Regions from separate parts of the Homo sapiens genome. Here region 1 is linked to region 2. Evidence: chromatin contacts called from ENCODE Hi-C or POLR2A ChIA-PET data. All regions are on one chromosome and are shown on one strand. Each heading gives the region's core, a stretch centred on a gene start or an enhancer-like site at or near the end of the contact. The rest is flanking DNA. Distances are from core to core; before and after follow the strand shown.

Region 1 (3,336 bases), core at 837-3,336, 130 kb after region 2:
GAGGAAGATGGCCCTGAGGCAGCTGTGGGACCGCAAGCGTGTGGAGAGCACAGCTAGAGGCTGTAGCGTGCTGTAGGCCCCTTTAGGTGCCCTCAGAACTCACCCTCAGGGCAGTGGGAAGGAAACTTGGAAGATTCCAGTTAGCGGGGCCACATGGTCAGGTTCTGTCTTACGTTGTTTTCAAAAAGCTCAGTGGCCAGTGTGTCTCAATGTCTGGGTGGCACCATCAGCCAGACTGTGGCATGGCAGCATCATCATTGATGAGTGGTCCCACACCAGCACTGATCCCTGAGCCTAGAGCTCCTTGCTGTTGGAGGTTGAAACTGTGGGACAGACTGTGTTTCCTGCTGAGGGGTTTAAGTAACCAGATGCTGAAGTGTGGGCAGAACTACAGAGGTTACCTCGAAGTGCCCTGCCCAGCACGGCTGGGCCCACCCCCTTCTTCCCACCTTAGACAGGTCCAGGGCAGCTGGGGCCTTCCTGGCCTCATGCGTGAGTTCCCTGCCCTCTCGGCTGCTGGTCAAGGCAGAGACTCTTCTGATGGCGAAACCGAGGCATTCCCCAAAGCCTCGTGATAAAGGAGTCCCCAATTTTTAGACTCCCGGGACCCCCACACTAAGGGCCAGGATCTGATGCTATAGTTTTGTCACTTTCTGAGCCGAGCAAAAGCTCTGCCAAAGGATTGCCAGGGAAGCAATAGAAGAAAAGTTTTGGCGTCGTCTCATTTTCCTTTAACTTTTTTAATTAAAACATTTTAAAAGTTAATTATTAGTAGAGGAGTAGGCGCCGTGGGAGGTCAGGGTTTCTTTCACCTGGTTCCACCCAGGCTGAATGAGAGTCCCTTGGGGCTCCCGGTGGCAGAGCCCTCCCTGAGAATCACCCGCTATAAGCCCCATGTGGTCAGCCTGGCCCCTGCAGCGCTCCTGGCATGAGCTTGGCGTGGGGTGGGTCTGTGGACACTCCAGTTTGTGTTACTCGTGGAGAAGCAGCATGCCCGCTGCCGGGGGTCTTTCTGGTGAGGCACAGGGAGCAGAGTGCTCTGGGTACTGCGGTTCCATGTCCCAGGAATTACATGGAGGGAACCAGATCCTCACAGTTTCCTAAGGAAGAGGGTGCCCTGCCTGGCTCCCAGAAAGCATAAAGCAGGCTGAAAAGCCACGTGCCAAGGGCAAGATCACCCCAGGGGACCCCGTCCACCCTGTCCCCACATCCGCACCTTCTAGTGAGACCTCTGTCGCCCTCCTTTGGAGGTAACGCTTGCTTCTCCTGTCTTGGGGGCTTCCAGGTGGACCTGAATGAGGAGGAAACCATTCTCATCATCCGGCGTCTCCACAAAGTGCTGCGGCCCTTCTTGCTCCGACGACTCAAGAAGGAAGTCGAGGCCCAGTTGCCCGAAAAGGTGATGGAGTTTTGAGGGGAGCCACCAGTGAAGCAGCCTCACGTGGGGGCTTTCTCCAGGGCTGGGCGTGCTCAGGGCCTCTCCCCACAGTCCCAGGCCTGCCCTGGTCAATCCAGCTTGGGGGTGGCGATGACGCCACTGGGTCTGTAAAGCCCTGTGCTGCTGTTGTAGGGATTGAAAAGCACTCATAGGCTCACATAGCTCACAATAGGTTAGAGCACAAAATCCCACTTCCTGTCAGGGGGCCAGGTGCCTGTGCGGGCTCTCCTGGCCACATCAGGAGGGGCCGTGGGCTTGGGGTTGCCCCCCGGCCCCCCATCATGGCTCTGGGTTTTCAAGGCCTGCTGCAGCCACACCCCTGGGCCCAGTTCCCACAGCAAGACCCATGGACTCGGGGTCCCCGGCTGCAGTTGTCCCTCTTGGCTCTTTGTTTCCTGGCTGGCTGTAGAGAGGCCCCCAGAAGATGGCTGGGGGGCCCTTTCTGGCCCAGTAACCCTCTGGTATCTCTGCCTGGTGCTTCCTCTCATTGCCCAGGTCTCCCCTCTTCTCCCCAGCTGTGAGGGTCTCCTCACCCACACCCCAGTGTGCTCTGGTCAGAGCTCATATGACAGGGCCGAGGGGGTCAGAGCTGGGTTCGGATGGGGGGAGTCAGGCCTCAAGCCACCTTGGGCCCTCGTGAGCATTATGTGTCCCCTGCAGGTGGAGTACGTCATCAAGTGCGACATGTCTGCGCTGCAGCGAGTGCTCTACCGCCACATGCAGGCCAAGGGCGTGCTGCTGACTGATGGCTCCGAGAAGGACAAGAAGGTGGGCCCCAGAGTCCCCCAACTGCATTCCCCACTGGGTGTCCAAGGCCGGCAGCGTGGCAGGCAGAGCAGAGCGTGCTCTGACCATCGGGTCATGATCTGGTCATGATCCCCAGGGCATCTGGCCAGCCCTGGTTATGATGGCTGGTGGCTTGTGTCAGGACACACTGACTCAGCTGCCAGTGGCTTCTCCTTTGCCTATGAAACACTGGCTCCTTCTGCAATTGGCAGCCTGGGCCCAGCACTAACCCCAGCAGGGTTAGAGTGTTCTAGAATGCCCCCCTTCTCTGTTATTAAGTGAAAGGAAGGGAGCGGGCTGTCTCCTGCAGGGGCTGCTCTGAGAATCCCAGGCCCCAGGCCCCACCTGCCTGGCTCTCCTCACCAGCAGTGAAATTATCCTCCCAGGAAATGCACCAGACCCCTTGATTCTGCCCCCAAGGCCTTGACCTCGGCCTGGCTTCCCCGAGACGTTGTGTCTGTGCCCCTTCTCCCCTGAGCTGAGCAGCAGTGTGTTCCCTAGTCCATTCCCAGCCCAGAGCATGCACCCCCCGCCCCGCCCCCACCTCCTTCCTCATCCTGGAGCCCAGGGAGCCCTGAGTCATGGCTCACCCGGCTGAGGCCCTCTTGCCCAGCTGAGACCCTCTAGGGACCCCCACAGTAACAGTGCCCAGAACAAAGCTGGCATCACAAAGCATCGGGGACTCTGCCTCAGCCCTTTGCCAGTCTTGTTTCCGTCCCGTCCTGCTGGCCCTGTCCCTGCCATCTGCCCTCTGCTGTGCCAGGCAGTCATTTGTTTCCCAGGGCTTGTTGGGGGCCTCCGGGCCTCCAGCCTGCCATCTCCTCACTCCCAATTGCTGTGCCAAAAGCCACTCTTCCCCACTAGAGCGTCCCCATGGCCCTTCTCCCAACACCCACCCATCCACCAAGCCCACCCCACCCCAGGAGGGCAAGACCCCATTTGGGTCCCTCTCATCTGCCTTCCAGGGCAAAGGCGGCACCAAGACCCTGATGAACACCATCATGCAGCTGCGGAAGATCTGCAACCACCCCTACATGTTCCAGCACATCGAGGTGAGCCCGCCGCGGCTGGGACGGCTCAGGCCCTGCTGTCTGCTGAGCTCCTAGGCAGAG
Region 2 (5,725 bases), core at 1,264-3,763:
GGTCAGGTGCCACCTCCAGGCACCTACAGAGTCCACCACTTGGGGATCTCTGTCAGTCTGCCACTCGGCTGTCCTCACCGCCTCTAGGATGGGGAGTGTGTCTCCATTGCCGAGTGCCTAGTGAGCAGATAGGGAAGTGGGTGGCGAGGATGCTGAGGGTCCAGCCTCTGCTCTGCACCTGTAATCCTTCCGGGTTTTGCAAATGAAGCTTTATGGGCACACAGCCATGCTCATTTGTTTACATATTGTCTGCTGCAAGGCAGAATAGAATCATTGTAGCAGAGATCAGATTCCCCAGCAGAGATCAGATTCCCCAGGAAGCACACAATATTTACTGTCTGGTCCTTTACACAGAAAGTCAGCCAAGGCCTGCTCTAGGAAGCGCAGAGACATTGGGTGGTGCATTGGTGAGGAATAGGGATGCTGGTGCCAGTCACCTCGGCCACTCTTGCTGTGTGACCTTGAGCAAGACACTTAACCTCTCTGAGCAAATAAGGGCATAGTGAGAGTAGATACTCCCAGAAGTGATGAGAAGAGGAAACAGGAGGTCGACATAAGGCACCGGAACAGAGCCTGGCTGTTAGAGTGTTGTCACTCTTATGTCATGTGACATCCCAGCCTCTGCAGGGTGTGGGCAGGCCTGGCTCATGGCAGCTGGGGGTTTGTGACCTGGATTCACATGGTGGAGGGCTGCTTCCTGGGAAGCAAGAAAGGCTGCCTCAAAGATGGGGCAATTTTTCTACCCCCTTCCCTGCAGTTCCAGCCCCTCCTCCCTTGGCCCCAGAGCTTCATCAGGGCCGACTGCAGTGTGGCAGGCCAGCGAGTAGCCCCAGGCTGGGTCCAGGGGTGGCCAAAGCGTAACACTCAGTCCGGGTTTGTGTTCTTTACGTTCCCCGTTGGAGACTCCACCTGGAGATCCCAGTCCCTTTCCTTTTACTGCAGGGTAAAGAAATGCTAGCTCTGGGCCGGGCACGGTGGCTCACACCGGTGATCTCAGCACTTTGGGAGGTCGAGGTGGGTGAATCACCTGAGATCAGGAGTTTGAGATCAGCCTGGTCAACGAGGTGAAACCCTGTCTCTAGGCTGGATGCGGTGGCTCACTCCTGTAATCCCAGCACTTTGGGAGGCTGAGGCAGGCGGATCACGAGGTCAGGAGATCGAGACCATCCTGGCTAACACGGTGAAACCCCGTCTCTACAAAAAATACAAAAAAAATTAGCCGGGCGAGGTGGCGGGCGCCTGTAGTCCCAGCTACTCGGGAGGCTGAGGCAGGAGAATGGCGTGAACCCCAGGGAGTGGAGCCTGCAGTGAGCCAAGATTGCGCCACTGCACTCCAGCCTGGGAGACAGCGAGACTCCGTCTCAAAAAAAAGAAAAAAAAAAAAAGAAACCCTGTCTCTAATAAAAATACAAAAATTAGCCAGGTGTGGTGGTGCATGCCTGTAATCCCAGCTACTCGGGAGGCTGAGACAGGAGAATCGCTGGAACCTGGGAGATGGAGGTTACGGTGAGCTGAGATTTTGCCACTGCACTCCAGTCTAGGCGACAGAGTGAGACTTAGTCTCAAAAAAAAAAGATACCCCAGCTGTGGCCTGGCCTCAATTGGCCTGAACTCACCACGGCCTCCTGGCTCTAGAGTCTGCTTTTTGGTCACCCTTGCCTGCTAGCCCTGCAGCCTGTCCCCCACCTCTCCAGGCCATGTGCACACAGTCCCCAACATGCGCCGGCTGATGCCGCAACAGTGGTGCTTTTTGGATTTGTCTCTAGAGGCCAACACAGAGGGCCTTTCTGAATCCTGGGGTCCTGCCCCCTTCCGCGGCTCCCATACTGCTCCTCCCCAGCTGAATGGCCGCTTTGGGAGGTGGTTGCTGGCCTTGAGAGGATGCCACAGTGAGTTTCCTGCGGGCAGGGCTGCATCTGTGGCGAGCACTGAATCGCCACTGCTGGATCCAGATGCCTGTGCGTCCCGGGCCCCAAGGCTCCCTTCTACCCTCCTCCTGGGGTGCTGTTCGCAAGCCAGGAGACAGGCTGTGCATTCCCTGCCTACTCAGAGGTGACCCTGGGCCAGGTGTGCGATGGCCCACTGGACCCATAGTAGCAGAGGGAGGGGAGAGGAAGGGAGAAAGTGGGAACAGCATGTGCAGAGGCCTGGGGCCTGGCCCATGTAGGGACTAGAGGGTTGAGTGTGTCCATGGGGAGGGGCCAAGACGGGGAGAGCCATGAGGAATGATGGGCACAGAGCTCAGAGGCTCGGGAGTCTCCTGAACAAAGAGAGGAACACGGCTTAGCTTGTTTTTTTTTTTTTTTTTTTTGGTTTGTCAGTATTTCCCAGGTGTCTTCTGTGTGCCAGGGACTAACTTGGGGATAAAGCTGTGACTTTGAGAAGCTGCCGGCTCCGCGGGCTTTAGCAGCTGCTGCTGTGATGAAGCGATCCACTTGCCCTCAGCCCCGGCATCTTTGGCCCAAGCCCAGCCCTAGCCCTGGCTGGGCACAGCCAGGCTTCACTTGGCCACAGGTCCTGTAGTTGCCTGCCTGGCGCCAGGTCAGAGAGGGACGCCTCAGGCAACATCGGGTTGCCAGGCTGCTTGGTAAACAGGCCTCCCTGGGCCCACTTGCTGTCGCCCAGGTGTGGCTAACAGATCGACAGTATCTCCTGCCCCAGGACGGGTATGAGTGTGGGCACCATGCCAAGGTTGGATGTCCCTTCCTGGGACCCACCCACAGCTGGGAGCACTTTATCTTGGGCCTCTGTGGGTGTAGTGAGGCTGTGAGTCTGGGGCAGTGGCCTGCTGACACCCTCCTGGCAGGGCTCAGGAGGTTCCTCCATGCCCTGCCCTCAGGAGGGCGGCACCTGGCTCCTGGGGTGGGAGAGAGTCTGGCAGGACTGGCTGGGTGTGGCCGGGGAGCTGCCCTTCAGGTCTCATATCTGTAGGCCCTCATACCTGGACTCGTCAGTTAGGAACAGTTTTCTTTTTCTTTTTCTTTTTTTTTTTTTTTGAGACGGAGTCTCACTCTGTCGTCCAGGCTGGAGTGCAGTGGTGCCATCTCGGCTCACTGCAACCTCCACCTCCCGGGTTCAAGCGATTCTCCTGCCTCAGCCTCCTGAGTAGCTGGGATTACAGGCACCCGCCATCATGCCTTGCTAATTTTTGTATTTTTAGTAAAGACGGGGTTTTGCCATGTTGGACAGGTGTGTCTCAAACTCCTGGGTTCAAGTGATCCGCCCACCTCCCAAAGTGCTGGAATTACAGGCGTGAGCCACCACGCCTGGCCCATTTTTCATTTTCTATTGAAACAAAATTCACACCTGTAATCCCAGCACTTTGGAGGCCAAGGTGAGAGGATCACTTGAGCCCCAGGAGTTTCAGACTAGCCTGGGCAACATAGTGAGACCCTCATTTCTACAAAAAAATAAACAAAATTAGCCAGGGGTGGTGGCATGTGCGTGAGGTTCCAGCTACCCGGGAGGCTGAGGTGGGAGGATGTCTTGAGCCTGGGAGGTCAAGAGCTGTTGTTTCATAACATGAAATTAGCCCTTTTACAATGTTGCATAACAATCACCTCTATCTACTCCCAAAATATGTTTGTCACCCCAAAAGGAGACCCCACATCCATTAAGCAGTTGCTCCCCATTCCTGCCTTCTCCCAGCTCTCAGCCACCAGCAGTGTGCCTTCTGTGACTATTTCATATAAATAGAATCATTTGTGTCTGGCTTCTTTCGGCATGATGTTTCTGCTATTCATTCATGTTGCAGCATGGCTCAGTGCTTCCTTTATTTTTATGGCTGAATAATGTTTCATTTTATAGATAAGCCATATTTGTTTATCTGTTTGTCAGTTTATGGACATTTGGGTTGTATTTCTATCTTGTGTCTGTCGTGAATAAGTACTGCTGTGAATGCTTGCATACGAGTGTCTGTTGGTTTTTTTTGCTTTGTTTTGTTTTTATTTTTATTTTTTTGAGATGAGTCTGGCTCTGTCGCCCAGGCTGGGGTGCAGTGGCGTGATCTCGGCTCACCGCAAGCTCCGCCTCCCAGGTTCCTGCCATTCTCCTGCCTCAGCCTCCCGAGTAGCTGGGACTACAGGCACCCGTCACCACACCCGGCTAATTTTTTGTATTTTTAGTAGAGACGGGGTTTCACCGTGTTAGCCAGGATGGTCTCGATCTCCTGACCTTGTGATCCACCCGCCTCGGCCCCCCAAAGTGCTGGGATTACAGGTGTGAGCCACTGCACCCGGACTTTTTTTTTTTTTTTCTGAAGCGGAGTCTCACTCTGTTGCCCAAGCTAAAGTGCAGTGGCGCTATCTCAGCTCACTGCAACCTCCACCTCCCTGATTCAAGCAATTCTCCCTGTCTCAGCTTCCTGAGTAGCTGGGACTACAGGCACCCACCATCATGTCTGGCTAATTTTTGTGTTTTTAGTAGAGACGGCATTTTGCCATGTTGACCAGGCTGGTCTTGAACTCCTGACCTCAGGTGATCTGCCTGCCTCGGCCTCCCAAAGTGCTGGGATTACAGGCATGAGCCACTGCACTTGGCCAGCTTTTTGTTTGTTTGTTTGTTTTTGTTTTTGTTTTTTTAAAGAGGTGGAGTCTTGCTATGTTGCCCAGGCTGGAGTGCAGTGGCTGTTCACAGGCAGTCATAGCTAACTGCAACCTTGAGCTCCCGGGCTCAAGCAATCCTTCCACCTCAGCCTCCCGAGTAGCTGGGATCTCAGGCATGCACCACCATGCCCGGCTAATTTTGTTTATTTTTTTGTAGCGATAGAGATGGGGTCTTACTATGTTGCCCAGGCTGACCTTGAACTCCTGGCCTCAAGTTATCCTCCCATCTTGGCCTCCCAAAGTGCTGGGATTACAGGCATGAGCCTGTGCCTGGCCCTGGCTATCTCTTTGTTGTTGAGTTAAAAAAGTTCTTGGCCCAGCCCAGTGGCTCATGCCTGTAATCCCAGCACTTTGAGATGCCGAGGCGGACAGATCACACGAGGCTAGGACTTCAAAACCAGCCTGGCCAACATGACAAAACCCCGTCTCTACCAAAAATACAGAAATTACTGGGTGTGATGATGCATGTCTGTAATCCCAGCTACTCAGGAGGCTGAGGCATAAGAATCGCTTGAACGCAGCTACTCAGGAGGCAGAGGTTGCAGTGAGCCAAGATAGTGCTGCTGCACTCCAGCCTGGGCAACAGATCAAGAATCTGTCTCAAGAAAATATATAGGCCGGGCACAGTGGCTCACCTCTGTAATCCCAGCACTTTGGGACGCCGAGGCAGACAGAGCGCTTGAGCTCAGGAGCTCAAGACCAGCCTGACCAACATGGTGAAACTCCATCTCTACGAAAACTACAAAAATAAGCTGGACGTGGTGGTGCACACCTGTAGTCCCCCAGCTACTCGGGAGGCTGAGGCAGGAGAATCCCTAGAATCTGGGAGGCAGAGGTCACAGCAAGCCAAAATTGTGCCACTGCATTCCAGGCTGGGTGATGGAGTGAGACTCCATCTCAAAAAATAAATATAATAAAAATAGATACAAAATAATTGTTGTTTCTTTTTTTTTTTTTTTTTTTTTGAGACGGAGTCTTACTCTGTTGCCCAGGCTGGAGTACAGTGGTGTGATCTTGGCTCACTGCAAGCTCCACCTCCCGGGTTCACACCATTCTCCTGCCTCAGCCTCCTGAGTAGCTGGGACTATAGGCACTTGCCACTATGCCCAGCTAATTTTGTT

The links. Hi-C counts contacts between places; a loop is a spot of excess contacts on that map. ChIA-PET counts read pairs that join two places held with the same protein, here RNA polymerase II (POLR2A).
Region 1: a loop to region 2 is called in a map of astrocyte of the cerebellum, with 5 times the contacts of the local background. The contact joins two enhancer-like sites. A Hi-C loop is called at or near these places in 1 of 168 maps with a recorded cell type or tissue (astrocyte of the cerebellum). POLR2A ChIA-PET finds 5 or more read pairs at or near these places in 3 of 52 experiments (activated CD8-positive, alpha-beta memory T cell and activated T-cell).

The regions. Positions count from the first base shown.
Region 1 is chr19:11,022,233-11,025,568 of GRCh38, forward strand. SMARCA4 (SWI/SNF related BAF chromatin remodeling complex subunit ATPase 4) reads left to right here. Exons shown (of 35, transcript NM_003072.5): 20 at 1,286-1,399; 21 at 2,099-2,206; 22 at 3,190-3,276. Among named protein-coding and RNA genes, the nearest start is that of SMARCA4, 63 kb to the left of the region's middle. Within about 2 kb of position 2,087, at least 3 of the 41 ENCODE cell types and tissues checked have a DNase peak (open chromatin) inside an H3K27ac peak, as active enhancers do.
Region 2 is chr19:10,896,743-10,902,467 of GRCh38, forward strand. All of the region lies in intron 1 of CARM1 (coactivator associated arginine methyltransferase 1), which reads left to right. Among named protein-coding and RNA genes, the nearest start is that of CARM1, 28 kb to the left of the region's middle. RefSeq lists an enhancer at 2,503-3,120. Within about 2 kb of position 2,514, at least 22 of the 41 ENCODE cell types and tissues checked have a DNase peak (open chromatin) inside an H3K27ac peak, as active enhancers do.